2 separate regions of the Homo sapiens genome follow, and region 1 is linked to region 2. Evidence: chromatin loops called from intact Hi-C (ENCODE). Cell type or tissue: spleen. All regions are shown on one strand. Links, peaks and the distances in the headings refer to the core of each region. The heading gives the core; the rest is flanking DNA. Region 1 overlaps SLC37A1 (solute carrier family 37 member 1). Region 2 holds the start of LOC124905024 (a long non-coding RNA gene).

The links. A loop is a pair of places that touch in the nucleus more often than their neighbours do. Peaks named below come from ENCODE experiments on the same cell type or tissue, not always from the same donor. Only the 100,000 strongest peaks of a DNase experiment are listed, where the experiment ranks them.
Region 1: a loop joins it to region 2, with 6 times the contacts of the local background. A loop is called at or near these places in 2 of 110 quality-filtered maps.

The regions. Positions count from the first base shown.
Region 1 is chr21:42,541,714-42,551,334 of GRCh38, forward strand. It overlaps SLC37A1 (solute carrier family 37 member 1), which reads left to right. Exons shown (of 20, transcript NM_001320537.2): 7 at 691-767; 8 at 1,723-1,889; 9 at 5,390-5,427. Among named protein-coding and RNA genes, the nearest start is that of SLC37A1, 33 kb to the left of the region's middle. RefSeq lists enhancers at 410-1,340, 3,544-4,081, 4,082-4,617 and a silencer at 3,568-3,791. In spleen, for the core only: no CTCF peak of the experiment used is centred there; DNase peaks (open chromatin) are centred at 1,098, 3,788, 4,938 and 6,108.
Region 2 is chr21:42,960,680-42,970,300 of GRCh38, forward strand. LOC124905024 (a long non-coding RNA gene) reads right to left here and starts at 4,840. Exons shown (of 2, transcript XR_007067883.1): 1 at 4,424-4,840; 2 at 3,959-4,135. RefSeq lists an enhancer at 6,841-7,341. In spleen, for the core only: no CTCF peak of the experiment used is centred there; no DNase peak of the experiment used is centred there.

The DNA.
Region 1 (9,621 bases), core at 729-8,728, 420 kb before region 2:
AAGAAAGGTTTTCTCTCTTTAAAAAGTTTGTATTTGTTTATTTTTTGAGATGGGGTCTTACTGTGTTGCCCAGGCTGGAGTGCAGTGATGCAATCACAGCTCACTACAGCCTTGACCTCCCAGGCTCAAGCAATCCTCCCATCTCAGCTTCTTGAGTAGCTTGGACCACAGGTGTGCACCACCACACCTGGCTAATTTTTAATTTTTTGTAGACAAGGGGGTCTCTCTATATTGCCCAGGCTGGTCTCAAATTCCTGAACTCAAGAGACCCTCCTGCATTGGTCTCCCAAAGTGCTAGAATTACAGGCATGAGCCGCTGCACCTAGCCTCTTTCTATGAAGTTTTTGGATTCAAAAGAGACCGGGAAGCTTGGCCCCACACTGTTATGAGGTGTGATCTGCTGGTGGTGGGGTTCTGGCTGGGTTTTTTTTCCTCGCTTTTCTCTGCTTATTCTAAAATTTCCACAATAGGCATGCATTGCTTTTATTTTGAAAAATATATAGATACCTGTATACATGGTTTTAAAATATATATGTAGTTTAAACTGTATATAAATATAAAATTGACAGTCCATCTCTGGCTGTCGTGCCCCCTGCTTTGTGTAAGTGGAGCAAGCTCTGTGCACCTCCCTGCAGCGCTGTCCCGGGCCTGCTTCCCACAGGTCAGTCTCTCCTTTGGCCTCTCCTGCAGGTCATCAACGGGCTGGTGCAGACCACCGGCTGGCCCAGCGTCGTCACCTGCCTCGGCAACTGGTTTGGAAAAGGAAGGTGAGAAAAAGCAGCCCTGTTTCCAATAGCAGATGAAAACTAGACCATTTTACTTTTAGTTTTTCTGTAGACTGATTACAGCAAAAACACTTTAGTATCCTCTTTAAAATAAGATGGCTGAAACCTCTGGGGCTTGAATTGCTGAAATTCAGATGGCCTGTGTCCCACGAGACAGGGGAGCTCCGCCCTCCCACTGTGGGCCTGGTGAAGTCCGTGTCACTCGGCGGCTCCTCTGACAGCTGCATCTGGCCTCCCAGGTGTTGTGGGAGATGCAGAGTCCAGGACCCTGCCCCAGGCCTTTTGAAGCCAAAGCTACATGTTAACATGGGAGTTTGGGAAGTCCCGACCTGGGTCACCCAGCGCACAGCACCAAAGTAGCAGAGCTGGGACCCAGCCTGGCGAGTCCAGATTTATTTGTAAATGGCTTTTATTTTATACAGATAAAATTTATTTATTTGTAAAATTCAGCTCAGCCAGGCCAAAGGCTTATTTATGGTGGACGATCGCAAACAAGATGCGGAAGCTAAAACGGGAACACCAGCGTCATCAGGTCTTAAGTCTTAGATACTGTGCCTCATTCACCTGGTGTGTGCATCCATGAGTTTTGTTCAAATGACAGTTCATCAAGTGACTGTATGTATTAATTGATTGTAGAGGCACAAATTTTAATTTCAGGCCTTCCAAGACTTTCAGGGAAAGGCCTCTTTCTTCTTCTTGAGTACAGAATGCGCTCAGAGCAAGAGGTAGAATGGGTGATGGCACAGCCTGAGGCCACATAAACACATCAGCTCTCGTGAGCATCGCGAGTCCTGCATGGCACAGAAGCAGGGTCTGCATGGCCCCCCGTTGATTCTGCGCCGACTCCCTACTTTGCAGGCACTGCTGCGCCCTGCACTGCTGGACTCGTTTCAGCTTCTCAGCTCCATCTTCTGTCTTCTGTTTTGTTGTGCTGCAGGAGAGGTTTGATTATGGGGGTCTGGAACTCCCACACCTCCGTGGGCAACATCTTGGGGTCATTGATCGCTGGCTACTGGGTGTCCACATGCTGGGGCCTGTCCTTCGTCGTGCCTGGAGCCATCGTGGCAGCCATGGGGATAGTGTGCTTTCTCTTCCTCATTGAACGTAAGTGCACGTGGCCTTGGAGACCACCCACCAAGGGAGGCCTCGGATTTCCCTGCCTGGGTGGGCCTTGGGGGCGAGTGTGAGAGCTGCGTGGCCTAGCGCCCTGTTTGCCCGTGGCTGCCTCAGCGCTCTTCTTACCAGGGAGACTTCCCCGGGGAGCCGGTTCTCTCCTGGTTTTGCTGGATTTCCTACTCTCCCCTGATTCTGGAGTGACCCATGTCCCCATTCCTTCCTCCCGTCCTCCTGTCCTCCCTTGCCCCGGCATCAGGAGTTCATGCATGGGAGTCTTCCATCTTCCCACAGGCTGTTCCTTCTCATGCCCATCTTGCCACCACAGCCTGAATTGGACCCAGTCAGCTCTTTGCCTTCTGATAAGATATATCTTGGACAGTGTTATAAAAGACTGACTTAATATCTTAACTGGGTAAAAAGTATCTCTTGGAAAATCAAATCTCTTATTCCATTTCAGATTCAATAGCAAACTCTTTATTTAATTGAATTTGAAATTCATTTCTGAAGTAGAGATCCAGCAGGCTCTGGTGCTGAGAAGATTCAGGACAGTTACAGCAAGAATAGAGATGCCCGGGTGGCCCTGGCGGTCACACGACAGGGGCTCGAATCCCGCAAGCCATTCTGATAAGCTGTACTCAACTCTTAGTTCTTTGACTGAGTTTAAACCATATGGCAGGAGACAGCTCCCTCATGCTGCCTGCCAGGTAGGGACACTCAGAGCCAGCTCCCTCCAGCCACACTGGGCATTGCTGATCACTTCAGCTCTGCATGCAAAAGTTCATCCATATTCCATTTAGTCGCTCACTTTTTTTGTCTTGCAAAAGCTAACCTTTTAATTTTTAAGGTAACCATCATCTGGCCACACTGTGAGTTTGGAGACTCTCACCCCATGCTTCTGTGTTGGTGAAAATGGAAATAAACATTCAGATGAGGAATGTCCAGACACACCCATTGGTGTGAGCAAAAAGTGGGGGCCCCGGGCTGCACTCCGCTCCCCTTTCCCCGCTTCTGCAGAGGCTGAGTAAGCCTTCGGCCACACCCCAAACAGCCTGAGCAGGGGCCTCCTGGGATGGGTGGGGGTCTGGATCCCTCCCAGTGGGCCAGCATGTGGCTTTCAGCTCTGGCTGGTGTGTCACTGCAGTTCTGAGAAAGGCCATTTCCACCACCTGTTTTCTTCCGCTCTGGTTCCTAGAACCTGGAGTTCTGTGCCCCTGCGCTCCAAGTGTTTGAGACACCAGCCACCCGGAGAACAATGTGCCTCTCTTTGTTAGCGCACAGGGGCCCCTGGGTGTCTCCTGCCTGAGGGTAGAGTCCATGGGGTCTTCTGTTCTCTTCCTTAACTGGAAAGGGGCTGGCTCTGGGGAGAAAAGGACATGTGGAAGGGAAAGGAGCTTGCTCAATGGCCGGGACCTCAGCACCCGCTCCAGGCATTCACGGCCCTATGTTGATGTTTGTCTCTGTAAGCAGAGAGAGCTCAGCTCTTGTGAATAAGCCTCCCTGATCCAATTTGGGCAGATAGCAATGAGCCAGATGCCCCCTGTCCCTGGGTCCTCTGGCCACAGGCCCACTCACCTACAGGAAGGCTGCATGCTTCATCTCTAGCCAAACAAAACCAAACTACCAGAACCTCCTGCCCAGGGAATCTTTCTGACACTCTTTCCCCTTGTGCCTGGGAGGTGCACTGTGTCTGAATGATGAGACCCAGCTGTGACAACAGTGGCTGGATGCTGAGTCTGAGAACAGGAGCTCTTTGCAGATAGGGAGGAAACATCAAGTGCCCCTTGGTTTGTTTCTGCCCCTCCTTGTCCCGAATCACTGATCCTGGGCAGGTACTAAAGGCATCAGATGTGCCATTCTTGCGGTCAACAGAGGATGTGGCTTTCTCTGCTGCTCCTTCACTCTTGTCTCCTGCCCAGGGTGAGCCCCAAAGGACAGGGCGTCCCCTGCTCCTTTCTCAGGCCTCTCTGAGTCTCCTTTCTGAAGCTGTTCTCAAATGTGTCCCAGCCAAGGGACGTGTGTGCCCAAGTCCCTGAAGGTGAAAGTCCAGGAAGAGCCATATCAGGGGAAGCCCCTGGCTTACCCCTGGGGGCATCACACTGTGAGTGGATACCGATGGGGTGAGTTGGCTGATGTCCTTTAAATTGGTGACCATACATCACAGGTGGACCATTGGGACTGCCCAACATGCCGACCATGTGTCCTTGGTCAGTGGCCTCGCCCTATGGGCTGTGCCCAGGACAGGAGGGCGACGCACCCCACAGCCAGCCACGGACCTCTGGGTGCAGACCCACCTGGCCCTACGGCATGTTGATAATAACCTTATCAACAAAACCCAGACAAGAGGTTTGATGCTGGCCTCGAGGCCAGCAGGAGTGTGCTCGGCAGCTGCATGTCCCTCTATGATGTCACCCTGTGTTGTATGGGAATGGACTTGGCTGTGGGGAGCCTGCAGCCCTGTAGCTCAGTTTGGGTTGCAAGGCAGTAACCAGTTTCATCCAAGGTGATAAAGAGACCAAGGTGCTTGGTAGTCAGAGGGGGCTGCAGAGGTGGAGCGAGAAGCAGTAGGGCTGGTTTCCCGCAGCACCTAGAGGCCTGGGGTCTGACTCTGGGTTCCCGCATTGCTCGGGGCAGGTTGCTGGTGTCTGTAAAGGACACGCTGAAGCCTCACTTCTGGTTCTGTTCCTTTTCAAGTTTCCTCCCTTCCTTGCATTTACACAAAGATGTTTGTTCCATATCAAGATAGATGTTTTATCTCCACTCATTTTTATTTCTAATGAATTTCATAACATGAAATACCTCATTACAGACATTCTTCCAGCCTCGCTCCCCTGATGTGCTTTTCCTGGTTTTGCTTTTCTTCTGGGGCTTGTCCTCTGAATGAGAGTCGTGGGCTTGTCCACACAGCGTCCGCATGCTCTGCTTGTGATTATTGGCCACGCTGGGAAGTATTTTCCATATTTAAAGTAGCGTTCACGTTCACAGTGTTGGCACTGGCTGGCGGTGATCTGCCATACCCCCCTTGCACACAAGTGGGCTGCCAGGCCGAGTGACTGGGGACAGGCCGGGGCGTGTGCGGGAGTCACTGGTGGGACAGCCAAGCTGTGCCCTTGCCCTCACCTGGCATGCTATGGCGATGGCTTTTTTCTGAAACGAATGCCAATTTAGTAAAGGTATAAGATGGCATCTTGTGTTTTATTAAATTTTATTGTGTATATTTAAGGTATGCAACATGGTGTTACAGATACATAGAGATAGTAAAAAGGTTACTAGTAAAGCGAAGCAAGTTAACATAGCCATCGCAACTCACAGCTGCCCGCTTTTGTTTTTGTGGCAAGAGCAGCTCAAATCCACTCATTTAATGTGAATCCTGCATACAGTCCAGTTTCACACCCGGTGCTCCCGTGTTGCCCTGTCCTCGGGTTACGTAGCTTACTTGGCATTGCCATGGTGGTGGACCTGCTCAGCCTCACTCATGTTTGCTCTTTCAGATCCGAACGACGTCAGGTGCTCCTCCACCCTGGTGACGGTAAGGACCCTGTTTTCTTGTCCTTTTCTAGAACAGTGTGCGGTTCTGACCACTTCCCCAGCCTGCTCCTGCCTGTGCGGTGTCAGACAGAAACACACAGGGTAGACAGAAGTCCCACCCTCAAAACATTGGCAGTTCTAGGAATAGAGAATATTCTGTTTTGGGTTTCGCTGATAATAACCTTATCAGCAAAACCCAGACAAGAGGTTCAATGCTGTCCAGATGAAGGACTTCATGCTAAGGGGAACCAAAGGCTGGGCCCTGGCCAGGCCTCCTCAGGAGTGGAGACCTCCTGGTTTCCCCAGGGGCCTCAGTGTGACGGGGAAAAACGCACGTGTCAGCTGCCTGCCATCACTTAAGTTGGTGGCTGCACGTCTCAGGTGGCCGAGAGGTCTGCCCAGCACGCCATTCCTTCTCTTCTGTACCCCTGCCCAGCTCAGCCAGCGTAGGCCCTGCAGGCAGGATTGCTGACCACGTTGGCTGCCATGAATGAGCCCTGCCCTAGCTGCCTCCACCCGCAGCCAGTCACCACTGGCCACTTTCCCACCTGGCTAAGGCCAGCCCTCCCGCGGTACCGGTCCCCTCCCTCTCATGGCCCAGGGCTTGACTCCCGCAGACACACCCCCCGCCCCAAATACCATTCCTGGCACACTCATGTAGTATTGGTGGCTGTCTTGGAAGAAAGTCCCTCTGGCCCTCATGCCTGCTCCCAGCCGCCCCGCTCCCCATGTCCACTGGCATGACACCCCTCCTGTCTGCAGGCCACCGCCACCTCACGGGAACAGCCCATCAGATCCCAGCAACGTCACCCGGACACATAGGGTGGTCAGCTCTCTGGCCTCACCCTGCTGGGCCCGTCGCCCGCGTCTGACCCAATGCTTCCCTCCCTCTGGGGGTCAGCTCTCTTCCCTCCCTCTGGGAAAGGCTCCCCTACCCGGGCTAACATGTTAGTCACGTCTGTGCCGAGTGTCAGACCCCAGATGTGGGGGTGCCCCCAGGCTGCCCTGCGGCCTCCTCTCTCCTTGTCTGCCCGCTCACTGCAGGAGAGCGCGCTCGGGCCTTTCAGCGGCTCCAGGTGCGTTGATGTCGAGTCACCATGCTGTCCCCAGAGTGACCCACCCCTGAGCTCCGCAATCTGAGGTCTCACCACCACTCAACCTTCCCACGGAGATGTCTGAGTGTCCTTCAGACTTAACACGACTGGAGGAGATCTCTTGATTTTACCCCTGCACAAGCCGATCCCCCAGCATCCCCCATCTCAGTCAGGAAGCTGCTGTCCACCCTGTGGACAGGCCAGACCCGAGGAGCCAGCCCAACACCCCCTCCCTTCAGCCCCGCACCCCATCCTTGGCCATGTTCTGTCAGTTCTGCTCTGTTCTGTGAGGGGATGTGGAATGGAAACCCTCTCACCTCCTCCGCCTCTACCACCCTGGTCCCCGTCACCACCGTCAGCTCTCCTCCGAGCCACTGCTCATCAGCCTCCTAGAACGATCCACTCTTGCTCCCCAGAATCTCTTCTTCACACCGCACTTGCAGAGACTGTATTGATACAGACGCCAGAGCACATCAGCCCTTGCACAACACAGTCCAGTGGCTCCATGTCGCCCCGTGTGAAATCCTCACCAGTCCATCTGGTTGGTCTCTGTCACCCTCACAGAAGGGTGCGAGCCCCTCGGGCCTGGATCATCACTGGGTCCCGGCACCTGGGGCAGCACCTGGCCTCGTGCGGGAGGGGGGCCAGAGTCCTTTTTCTGTCTTTTCATACCTCGGGCTCCTGGGTGTGATTCATATGGAAAGAAGGGTTCTGATACTTGATGACAAAAACAAAGAAACAAAATGAAGTTTGAAAACCAGTGCCTTCAGGAAGGTCAAACACCATATGATGTTCTTAAAACTATGGTTGATATTTTAAAATGTTTTAAAAAGCCGTGTTCCTGCCCTGAGCATGAATTTCAGTTTCCAAGCTTGTACAGTCGTGCCGTGAAGTAGCTTAAAGCTGCCCGGACCAGCCGTCTTGAGACTGGGGAGAACTTCGCACACACCTTCCGCCCTGGAACACCTTCTGTCCTCTAAGAAGAGCTTTTCTCACCCAGGGGCGGCCAGGCCTGAGGATAGGAAGCAGGCGTGCAGGGGGTTTTGGGGAGGAGCAGCTCTTCCTCACACACAGCTTTTAGGAATATGAGAGCTCATCTAGGCGAGAGGCATTGCTTCTGCTCCTCGTGTGTATGAGTTTGGGGCTGAAGCCTGTGTTTCATTCTCCCCGTTCAAATCCTCTCCGAGCAGTTCACTGAGATCTACTGGTGCCCAGGTGTCCCCGACGTGCCCTGAGGCAGGTGGTCCAGAGAAACAGCTTCTCGTCCTCTCTCCTCTCCATGTTGGCTGGTCGCAGAGGGAGAGATGGCTGATATCTGGGGATATTTTATCAGCTTCTGCAAACAGCCCCAAAGTTCTTTTTCCTGCAGGAATGTTACCTGCTCTGTGCAGGACACCAACGAGACCCTTGTCACGGGCCTTCCTGAGGGAGCTGAGGGCAGTTTGGCCAATGTCCCATCAGCTGCTGTCCTTCTGTAGTATCTTCCCTTTATCACAAATGGGAGCTTTTGGGCAAAGCAAAATGCATTTGTAAGAGATTTCAGATGTGCTGACTTGTTCTGGGAAGTTCCCATGTGGAAGTGTTATTTTTAGGATAAAATTCTAATTTTTTCCAATATTTTAAAGTTCTTGTTATGGAGACTTTAAACATATAAAAAGGTAAAAATAACAGCATAACGAACCCCTGTGTACCCATTACCCAAGTTTCCAACAGTTGGCCAATCTGACTCTATCAACGCCCCTTCTAATACTATCCCTTCCCACCTCCTGCTGATGTATTTTGCAAGCAAATAGCAATCATCTTAATATTTTGTCTCTGACTACTTCAGTATGTTTCCAAAATATAAGGACTCTTTTATGTGAAACAAAATGTACTATACCATTATCACACTTAAAAACCAATGGCAAAGAATAGAAAAACAGTAGAGAAAATCAATGAAACCAAAAGTTGGTTCTTTGGAAAGATCAACAAAATTGATCATCCTGCACCTAGACTGACCAAGAATAAAGGAGGACTCAAATTACCAAAATCAGGACCAGGAAAGGTGGCATTTCTGCCACATTTACTGAAATAAAATGGATTATGAGGGAACTATATGCCAACCAATTAGAAAACTTTGAATAAATGGAAAAATTCATAGAAGGACAGAAACTACCAAAACTGACTCAAGAGAGGAGGAAATCTGAATAGATCTAAAACAAGTAAAGAAATTAAATTGTTAATTTAAAAACTTCACTCAAAGAAAATCCCAGGACCAGATGGCTTTACTGGTAAATTCTGCCAAACATGGAAAGAAGAGCTAATACTAATTACTCACAAACTCTTCCAAAAAATAAAAGTGGGGGGAAACTTCCTAATTCATTCTATGAGGTGTTATCGTAATAACAAAAGACTAAAACCTCTTAAGAAAACTGTACAACAGTATCTTTTATGAGTGTAGATGCAAAACTCAATAGCAGCAACCAGAATTCAGCCACCTACAAAAGGATTATTTACCATGATCAAGTGGGATTTATCCCAGGAATACACAGCTGGCTTAACAGGTAATGTTAATGTAATACACCATTTGAATGGATAAAGGACAAAAGCTGCATGATCATCTCAGTAGAAGCAGGCAAAGCACTGGACAAAATCCAGCACCCTTTCATGTGAAAACACTCAACAAACTAGGAATAGAAAGCAACTTCCTTGACCTGACAAAGGGCATCTAATAAAACCCACACCTCACAGTGTGCTTAATGGTGAAAGACCAGGTGCTTTCCGCCTGAGATCAGGAACAAGACTAGGAGGCCTGCTCTTGCCGTTTCTATTTACCATTGTAATGCAGGCAGGCCAGTTAGGCAAGAAAAGGATATAAACGGCATGCAGATTAGACAAGAAGTAAGACTACTTCTCTTTGCAGATGACATGATCTTTTATACAGAAAATCATAAGGAGTCCTCAAAAAAATGGTTAGAGTGAATTAATAAGTTAGCAAGGTTGCAGAAAACAAGACCAGTATACAAAAATCAATTGTATTTCTATACACTAGCAGTCAACAATCCAAAGATGAAATTAAGGCCGTTTCATTTACAATAGCATCAAAAAACATTACGCGAAGC
Region 2 (9,621 bases), core at 618-8,617:
GCTATGTGGGAGACCAGAGTTTTATTATTACTCGGATTACTCAAAATTACCCAAGAATTTCGGGATCAGAGGTGTTTTTTGTTTGTTTGTTTGTTTGTTTGGGACAGAGTTTCACTCTGTCACCCAGGCTGGAGTGCAATGGTTCGATCTCGGCAACCTCTGCCTCCTGGGTTCAAGCAATTCTCCCGCCTCAGCCTCCTAAGTAGCTGGGATACAGGCACACCATCACCATGCCTGGCTAATTTTTGTATTTTTGTAGAGACGGGGTTTCGCCATGTTGGCCAGGCTGGTCTTGAGTTCCTGACTTCAGGTGATCCACCCACCTCGGCCTCCCAAAGTGCTGGGATTACAGGCATGAGCCACTGCGCCTGGCCTTTTTTTTTTTTTTTTGAGATGGAGTGTTGCTCTGTCCCCCAGGCTGTAGTGCAATGGCGTGATCTCGGCTCACTGCAACCTCCACCTCCCAGCTTCAAGTGATCCTCCTGCCTCAGCCTCCCGAGTAGTTGGGATTACAGGCACCAACCACCATGCCCAGCTAATTTTTTTATTTTAGTAGAGACGAGGTTTCGCCATATTGGGCAGGCTGATAATTTTTGTATTTTTAGTTGAGACGGGGTTTCACCATGTTGGCCAGGCTAGTCTTGAACTCCTGACCTCAAGTGATCTACATGCCTCAGCCTCCCAAAGTGTTGGGATTACAGGCATGAGCCACCGTGCCCGACTGGGGATCAGAGTTTTTGTTTTGTTTTTTCTTTTTTTGAGATGGAGTCTTGCTTTGTCACCCAGGCTGGAGTGCAGTGGCATGATCTTGGCTCACTGCAAACTCCGCCTCCTGGGTTCACACCATTCTCCTGCCTCAGCCTCCAAAGTGGCTGGGACTACAGACGCCCACCACTATGCCCGGCTCATTTTTTGTATTTTTAGTAGAGACGGGGTTTCACCGTGTTAGCCAGAACGGTCTCCATCTCCTGACCTCGTGATCTGCCCGCCTCGGCCTCCCAAAGTGCTGGGATTACAGGCGTGAGCCACTGTGCCTGGCCCAGAGTTTTTAAGGATAATTTGGTGGGTAGGGAGCCGTTGGGTCAGGAGTGCTGATTTGTCAGGTCGGAGATGAAATTACAGGAAGTTGAGGCTGTCCTCTTGGGCTGACTTGGTTCCTGGGAGGGGGTCAGAAGACCCCATGAGCCAGTTTATCGGTAGGAGTGGTGTCAGCTGATCCATCGAGTGCAGGGTCTGCAAAATATCTCAAGCGCTGATCTGAGGTTTGACAGTAGTGATGTGATCCCTAGGAGCAATTTTGCAGCCTCCAGCTGCAAGACTCCTAAACAATAATTTCTAATTTTGTGGCTAATTTGTTAGTCCTGCAAAGGCAATCTAGTCCCCAGGTAGGAAGGGGATGTGTTTAGGGAAAGGGCTCTATCGTCTTTGTTTCAAAGCTAAACCATAAACTAAGTTCCTCCCAGAGTTAGTTCGGCCTCCACCCAGGAACAAACAAGGACAGCTTGGAGGTTAGAAGCAAGATGGACTTAGTTAGGCCAGATGTCTTTCACTGTAATGATTGCCTCACTTATAATTTTTGCAAAGGTGGTTTCAAAAGGGCTGGGATAGAAGCCCAAATTCTATGTCACCTCTTTAAATTTACTCATCCCTGAGTTTCTCCATTATCCCTGAGAGATACATGCTAATAAACATCCATCTTTCCCCTGTTAATTTGTCTTTTGTAGCAGGGTCCCCAGTGAGAACCTGGAAGGGTAGAATAAAATGAGCAATTTTCCTTCCCCTACACAGTTAAAAGAGAAGAGCTCTGGCGGGATGAAGACCTGGGCCTGGAGCCTGTCTTGAACACGCCCAGTGGTTTTCTCCCATGTAAAAGGAGCTGGAGAGATTTCTCCCATCTCTAGAATTCCATGAATGCATTCTGTTCCTTAATCTTTCCACTGATCCTGACTGATAATTGCACATACACAAAAGTGCACTTACTTGTAGATGCTAGGATATGTGGAGGTAGGGACAGTATTCCTAGTATATGTAAGAAGGGTATATGTATCCAGTATCCTAGTATATGTATCCAGTCACACATGCAGGAAGCAAGAGAGGCAGCTGACACGGCCACCAAGGGAGGCACCCTGTCCAGACCAAGCCCACAAGCTTCTCTTTCTTTTTTCTTTTCTTTTCTTTTCTCCCTTCCCTTCCCTTCCCCTCCCCTCCCCTCCCCTCCCCTCCCCTCCCCTCCCCTCCCCTCCCCTCCCCTCCCCTCCCCTCCCCTCCCTTCCCTTCCCTTCCCTTCTCTTCGACGGAATCTTGCTCTGTCGCCCAGGCTGGAGTGCAGTGGTGTGATCTTGGCTCACTGCAAAATCCGCCTCCCAGTTTCAAGCAATTCTCTGCCTCAGCCTCCAGAGTAGCTGGTGCCCATCGCCATGCCCAGCTAATTTTTGTGTAAAAATTGGCCCCGCAAGCTTCTTTCTATCCTCAATGAAAATACGTTGTGGCCGGGCGTGGTGGCTCACGCCTGTAATCCCAGCACTTTGGGAGGCCACAGTGGGTGGATCACCTGAGGTCAGGAGTTCAAGACCATCCTGGCCAACATGGTGAAACCCCATCTCTACTAAAAATACAAAAATTAGCTGGCTGTGATGGTGCATGCCTGTAATCCTAGCTCTTCAGGATGCTAAGGCAGGAGAATAGCTGGAACCTGGGAGATGGAGGTTGCAGTGAGCAGAGATCAGGACATTGCACTCCACCCTGGGTGACAAGATCAAAACTCCATCTTAAAAAAAAAAAAAAGAAAGACAGAAAAGAAAATATGTAGTAGAAACAGCAACTGTGTTGGCTGGACACAGTGGCACATACCTGTAATCCGAGCACTCTGGGAGGCTGAGGCAGGCAGATTGCCTGAGCTCAGGAGTTGGAGACCAGCCTGGGCAACATGGCAAAACCCATCTCTTTTAAAAATAGAAAGGAAAGGGCCAGGCGTGGTGGATCACTCGTGTAGTCCCAGCACTTTGGTAGGCCAAGGCTGGTGGATCACCTGAGGTCAGGAGTTTGAGACCAGCCTAAGCAACATGGTGAAACCCTATCTCTACTAAAAATACCAAAATTATCTGGGTGTGGTGGCATGTGCCTGTAATCCCAGCTACTTAGGAGGCTGAGACAGGAGAATCGCTTGAACCTGGGAGGCGGAGGTTGCAGTGAGCTGAGATCATGCCCCTGCACTCCAACCTGGGTGACAGAGGGAGACTCCGTCTCAAAAAAAAAAAAAAAAAAAAAAAAGAAAAGAAAGAAAGAAAAAAAAAAGGAACAGTAACTGTGTTCTCAAATATCTCACGAGATGGTAAACGTTCATTTCAGCACAATTAGGAAAACAGCCAAGAATGAGGGGCAAGAAGAGAAAGGCGTTTTTTCAGCTTGATGCTCCTTTTCGTGCTAACTGTGCACTGCCTGGGCACAGAAGGCAGCGTGCCAGCTCGCCTCCCTTGCCTCTGGGCATTCCTCTGTAGCCTGGAGAGGGGCCCACCATCCCTCCCGTCCCTCCCTCTTCTCTCCCCTACCCCACTCCTCATCCAAGCTGAGAGGGGGCACATTCCCTCCAGTGAGGGTCCAGGCCCGGGGGGCCTGTGCAGGCAGGAAAGCAACCTGTCCACATAGCACTGCTGTGGGCAGGTAGGAAGCAGGACTGCGGGGACTAGGAGGCCCCTTCTCTGTGCCTGATTTTAGCTGCACAGTCCCGCCAGGAAGGGCCAATGGTGAGCGGTCACTGGGACCATGGGCCTTCCAGGATTGTCCTACTGCGGCCTTGGTGTCCACAGTGGGAAAGCAGGCAACGGTGCCATGTGTGGGTAAATGTCACTAAAGCATATGCCATTGTGAGGGTCCAGAGACAGGAATGCATCCTGCATTAGTCAGGGTTCTCCAGAGAAACAGAACCGATAGGATGGAGATAGATGTACATAGACGGATAGTGAGAGAGGGAGAGATTTATTTTAAGAATCGAGACTGGCAAGTCTGAAATTTGCAGGGCAGTCTGGAAATTCTAGCAAGAGATGCTGCTGGCGGTGCGGCGTGAGTCCCAATTCAAAGGCAGTGTGGAGGCAGAATTCCTTCCTTCTTAGGGAACCTCAGTCTTTTCTCTGAAGGCCTTAAATGGATGCATGAGGCCCACGCACATTATGGAGGGTAACGTGCTTCACTGAAATCTACTTAGGAAAATGTTAATCCCATCTAAAAACATCTTCACAGACACATCCAGGGTGCTCTGTGACCACTGAGCCAGGCACCATAGCCTAGCCACATTGACACATAAAATTAACCAGCCCAGGTCCCAAAGCTCAGGAAGTATCATCTTGTCCCAGGGCAGGTAACCCCATATCCAGTGCCACCCGTACACCCCACCGTATTGGAGTTCCTGCTCATCGAGCTTCCTCACCTGTCTGAGCACACCTGGCTCAGGTGCAGCCGTTGTCCATCAGGGACCCGGAGCCTTCTCTTGCTGTCTCCATCCAGGCTCCCCAAGGCTTTGGTCTCTTCCATTGCTGACTTGCCCTGTTGAGCTGGGGCTCATCATATTTCTCTATTGTTGCTGTAGTTTTTGTGTGTGGAATTTTTTTATTTTTGTAGAGACGGGTCTTACTATGTTGTCCAGGCTGGTCCCAAACTCCTGGCCTCAAGCAGTCCTCCTGCCTTGGCCTCCCGAAGTGCTAGGACTACAAGTGTGAGCCATGGAGCCCAACCAGTTAATCATGTTTCAACTGTTCATTGACCTCATTGAGAAATTACATATTTGGGCTGGGCGCAGTGGCTCATGCCTGTAATCCCTACATTTTGGGAGGCCAAGGTAGGAGGATCCCCTGAACCCAGGAGTTCAAGACCAACCTGGGCAACATGATGAAATCGTGTCTCTACAAAAAAATACAAAAATTAGCTGGGCATGGTGGCACACATCTGCAGTCCCAGCTACTCTTGAGGCTAAGGTGGGAGGGTCACCTGAATGCAGGGAGGATGAGGCTGCAGTGAGCAGAGATCCTGCCACTGCACTGCAGTCTGGGCAACAAAGTGAGACCCTGTCTCAAAAAAGAAAAAAAAATCTAATTTCAATTAAAATAAAATTAAAAAGAAGGCCAGTTTCGATGGCTCATGCCTGTAATCCCAGCAGTTTGGGAAGCTGAGGCAGGTGGATTATTTGAGGTCAGGAGTTCAAGACCAGCCTGGTCAACATGGTGAAACCCCATCTCTACAAAAAATGCAAAAATTAGCCCATTGGTAGTGGCATATGCCTGTAATCCCAGGTACTCGGGAGGCTGAGGCAGGAGAATCATTTGAGCTTGGGAGGCAGAGGTTGCAGTGAGCTGAGATCATGCCACTGCACTCCATTCTGGGTGACAGAGTGAGACCCTGTTTCAAAAAAAAAAAGAAAATTATAGCTTTGAAGAATTGGCTTTTCTTCCCCCCGAGACGGAGTCTTGCTTTGTCGCCCAGGCTGGAGTGCAGTGGCGCGATCTCGGCTCACTGCAAGCTCTGCCTCCCAGGTTCACGCCATTCTCCTGTCTCAGCCTCCCGAGTAGCTGGGACTACAGGCGCCCGCCACCACGCCCAGCTAATTTTTTCTCTTTTTTTTGTATTTTTAGTAGAGACGGGGTTTCACCGTGTTAGCCAGGATGGTTTCGATCTCCTGACCTTGTGATCTGCCTGTCTCGGCCTCCCAAAGTGCTGGGATTACAGGTGTGAGCCACTGCGCCCCGCTGGGCTTTTTTTTTTTTTTTGAGACAGGGTCTCAGCTTTTTAGTCTGTCACCTAACCAGGAGTGCAATGGTGTGATCTGCGCTCACTACAACCTGTGCCCCCCGGGGCTCAAGCAATCCTCCCATCTCAGCCTCCCAAGTAGCTGGGACCACAGGTATGCACCACCACACCCAGCTATTTTTTAAATTTTGTTTTGTTTTGTTTTGTTTTGAGATAGAGTGTCTCTCTGTCACCCAGGCTGGAGTGCAATGGTGAGATCTCGGCTCACTGCAACCTCCGCCTCCCAGGTTCAAGTAATTTTCCTGCCTTGGCCTCCCCAGTAGCTGGGAATGCAGGCACGTGCTACCATACCTGGCTAATTTTTTTTTTTTTTTTTTGAGATGGAGTCTTGCTTTGTTGTCCAGGCTGGAGTGCAATGGCATGATCTCAGCTCACTGCAACCTCCACCTCCCAGGTTCAAGTGATTCTCCTGCCTCAGCCTCCCGAGTAGCTGGGACTACAGGTGTGTGCCAACACGTCTGGCTAATTTTTTTGTTTTTGTTTTTCTTGAGACAGAGTCTCACTCTGTTGTCCAGGCTAGAGTGCAGTGGCGTGATCTCGGCTTACTGCAACCTCCGTCTCCCGGGTTCAAATGATTCTCCTGCCTCAGCCTCCTGAGCAGCTGGGATTACAGGCATGTGCCACCACGCCCAGCTAATTTTTGTATTTTTACAAACATGGGGTTTCACTCCTGACCTCATGATCTGTCTGCCTCAGCCTCCCAAAGTGTTGGAATTACAGGCATGAGCCACCGCACCCGGCCAATTTTTGTATTTTTAGTAGAGATGGGGTTTCACCATGTTGGCCAGGCTGGTCTTGAACTTCTGACCTCAGGTGATCCACCCACCTCAGCCTCCCAAAGTGCTGGGATTACAGGAGTGAGCCACTGTGCCCAGCCCTAGAATTGGCTTTTATCAGTTAATAAACTTGAGTGATTTGGAGACTAATTAGAGTGCACACTAATACAATATTTGAATAGTTCCAGCTGGGCGCAGTGGCTTATGCCTATAATCCCAGCACTTTGGGAGGCCGAGGTGGGTGGATCACCTGAGGTCAGGAGTTCGAGACCAGCCTGACCAACGTGGAGAAATCCCATCTCAACTAAAAATACAAAATTACCCGAGTGTGGTGGCACATGCTTGTATTCCCAGCTACTCGGGAGGCTGAGGCAGGAGAATCGCTTGAACCCAGGAAGCGGAGGTTGTGGTGAGCTAAGATCGCGCCATTGCACTCCAGCCTGGACAGCAAGAGGGAAACTCTGTTTCAAAAAAGAAAAAAATATTGAACAGTTCCTGGCATGAGATGTATGAGACATTGGAGCAGTGTGTGAGAATGAACTCTATGCAAAATCAAAAGCAGATGAGGGCCAGGCGTGGTGGCTCAGGCCTGTAATCCCCGCACTTTGGGAGGCCGAGGCGAGTGGATCACCTGAGGTCAGTCAGGAGTTCAAGACCAGCCTGGCTAACATGGCAAAACCCTGTCTCTACTAAAAATGCAAAAATTAGCTAGGCGTGGTGGTGGGCACCTGTAATCCCAGCTACTCAGGAGGCTGAGTCAGGAGAATTGCTTGAACCCAGGAAGCGGAGGCTACAGCGAGCCGAAATCAGCGCCCTAGTTTTCAGTGGCTTCTCGTTCATTTTTCTCAGTGAAGCCTCTCAGATCCTAATCATCCTTTAAGAACAACTCAAGTTCCTCCAGTGTCATTTTCAAATACTCCCCCATGTACCGTAGCTCTGGTGTGTGCTGTGCCCCATCTGGGTTACTGCTACCTTTATTCCCTGTGCCTCACAAGTGAGTGCTGGGATTACAGGCGTGTGCCACCACGCCCGGCTAATTTTTTGTATTTTTAGTAGAGACGGAGTTTCACCATCTTGGCCAGGCTGGTCTTGAACTCCTGACCTCATGATCCACCCTCCTCGGCCTCCCAAAGTGCTGGGATTACAGGCGTGAGCCATCGTGCCCGGCCTACTGCAACCTGTTTTATTAGCAAGGTCTTTATGACTTGTATTGTATCTTGTCCTGACCTCTTATACCATCCTGTGACTTTGAATGCCTTAACTGTCTGGGAATGCAGCCCAGTAGGTTTCAGCCTCATTTCACCCAGCTCCTATTCAAGATGGAGTTGGTCTTCTTCATACGCCTCACGTATTTCTCCTTTTTTTTTTTTTTTTTTTTTTTTTGCGACAGGGTCTTACTCTGTTGCCCAGGCTTCAGTGCAGTGGCATGCTCTCAAGCCTTCCAAGTAGCTGGGACTACTGGTGTGCACCATGACACCTGCTAGTTACAAATTTTTTTTTGCGGCTGGGTGCAGTGGCTCACGCCTGTAATCCCAGCACTTTGGGAGGCCGAGATGGGCGGATCACGAGGTCAGGAGATCGAGACCATCCTGGCTAACACGGTGAAACCCCGTCTCTACTAAACAAAATACAAAAAACTAGCCGGGCGCGGTGGCGGGCGCCTGTAGTCCCAGCTACTCGGGAGGCTGAGGCAGGAGAATGGTGTGAACCCAGGATGCGGAGCTTGCAGTGAGCCGAGATGGCGCCACTGCACTCCAGCCTGGGCGACAGAGCAAGACTCGGTCACAAAAAAAAAAATTTTTTTCTTCTTTTGTAGAGACCAGGATGGGTGTGTGCAGGGGGCAGTGGGGGGGTCTCACCATATTGCCCACACTAGTCTCAAACTCCTGGCCTCACGCCTCCTGAAGTGCTGGGATTGCAGGAATGAGCCACTGCACCCAGTCTAGTCATGTCTTTCTTTTTCTTTTTTTGAGACAGAGTCTCGCTCTATACCCCAGGCTGGAGTGCAGTGGCATGATCTCGGCTGACTGCAATCTCTGTCTCCTGGATTCAAGCAATTCTCATGCCTCTGTGATACCCTACCTTGTTTTAACCTGAGTGACCCTCTCCTAGGAGAGAGAGAGCCAGACAGACTCCATTTTAGTTTCTTCATTGGCAGCCCCCTTTCACCTCCCTCCCTTAAGGCGTAGCTAGTGTAAACTGACTCTAAGCACGTCCAGGAATGCACCTACTGATAAGATAGTGAGGCAAGCCGCACTAGCAGCTCCTGGGGATGAGCACGGTGGATGGCACCCAAAACCCCTGCATTTATCTCTTTGTGATAGTTTAAGCCCCTGCACCTGGAACTGTTTATTTTTTTAACTGCATTTGTAACCAATTAATTTTTTAATTTTTTGCCAGTTCTGCTTCTGTAAAAATTGTTTCAGCTAAAATCCCCCTCCCCTATTTAGACCATGGTATAAAAACAAAACTAGCCCCTTCCTCGGGGCCGAGAGAATTTTGAGCGTTAGCTGCCTCTTGGTTGCCGGCTAATAAAGGACTCTTTAATTTGTCTCAAAGTGTGGCGTTTCTCTATAACTCGCTTGGTCACAACACCTCAGCCTCCCAAGTAGCTGGGATTACAGGCGCCTGCCACCACACCCAGCTAATTTTTGTATTTTTTTTTTTTTTTTTTGAGACAGAGTTTTGCTCTTGTTGCCCAGAATAGAACGCAGTGGCGCAATCTCGGCTCACTGCAACCTCCACCTTCTGATTTCAAGTGACTCTCCTGCCTCAGCCTCCCAAGTAGCTGGGATTACAGGCGCCTGCCACCATGCCCATCTAATTTTTTTGTATTTTTAGTAGAGAAGGGGTTTCACCATGTTGGTCAGGCTGGTCTCAAACTGCTAACCTCGTGATTCACCCGCTTCGGCCTTCCAAAGTGCTGGGATTACAGGCGTGAGCCACTGATCCTGGCAATTTTTGTATTTTTAGTAGAATCGGGGTTTCACCATGTTGCCCAGGCCAAGAGTTTGAGACCAGCCTGGTCAGCAAGGTGAAATCCCGCCTC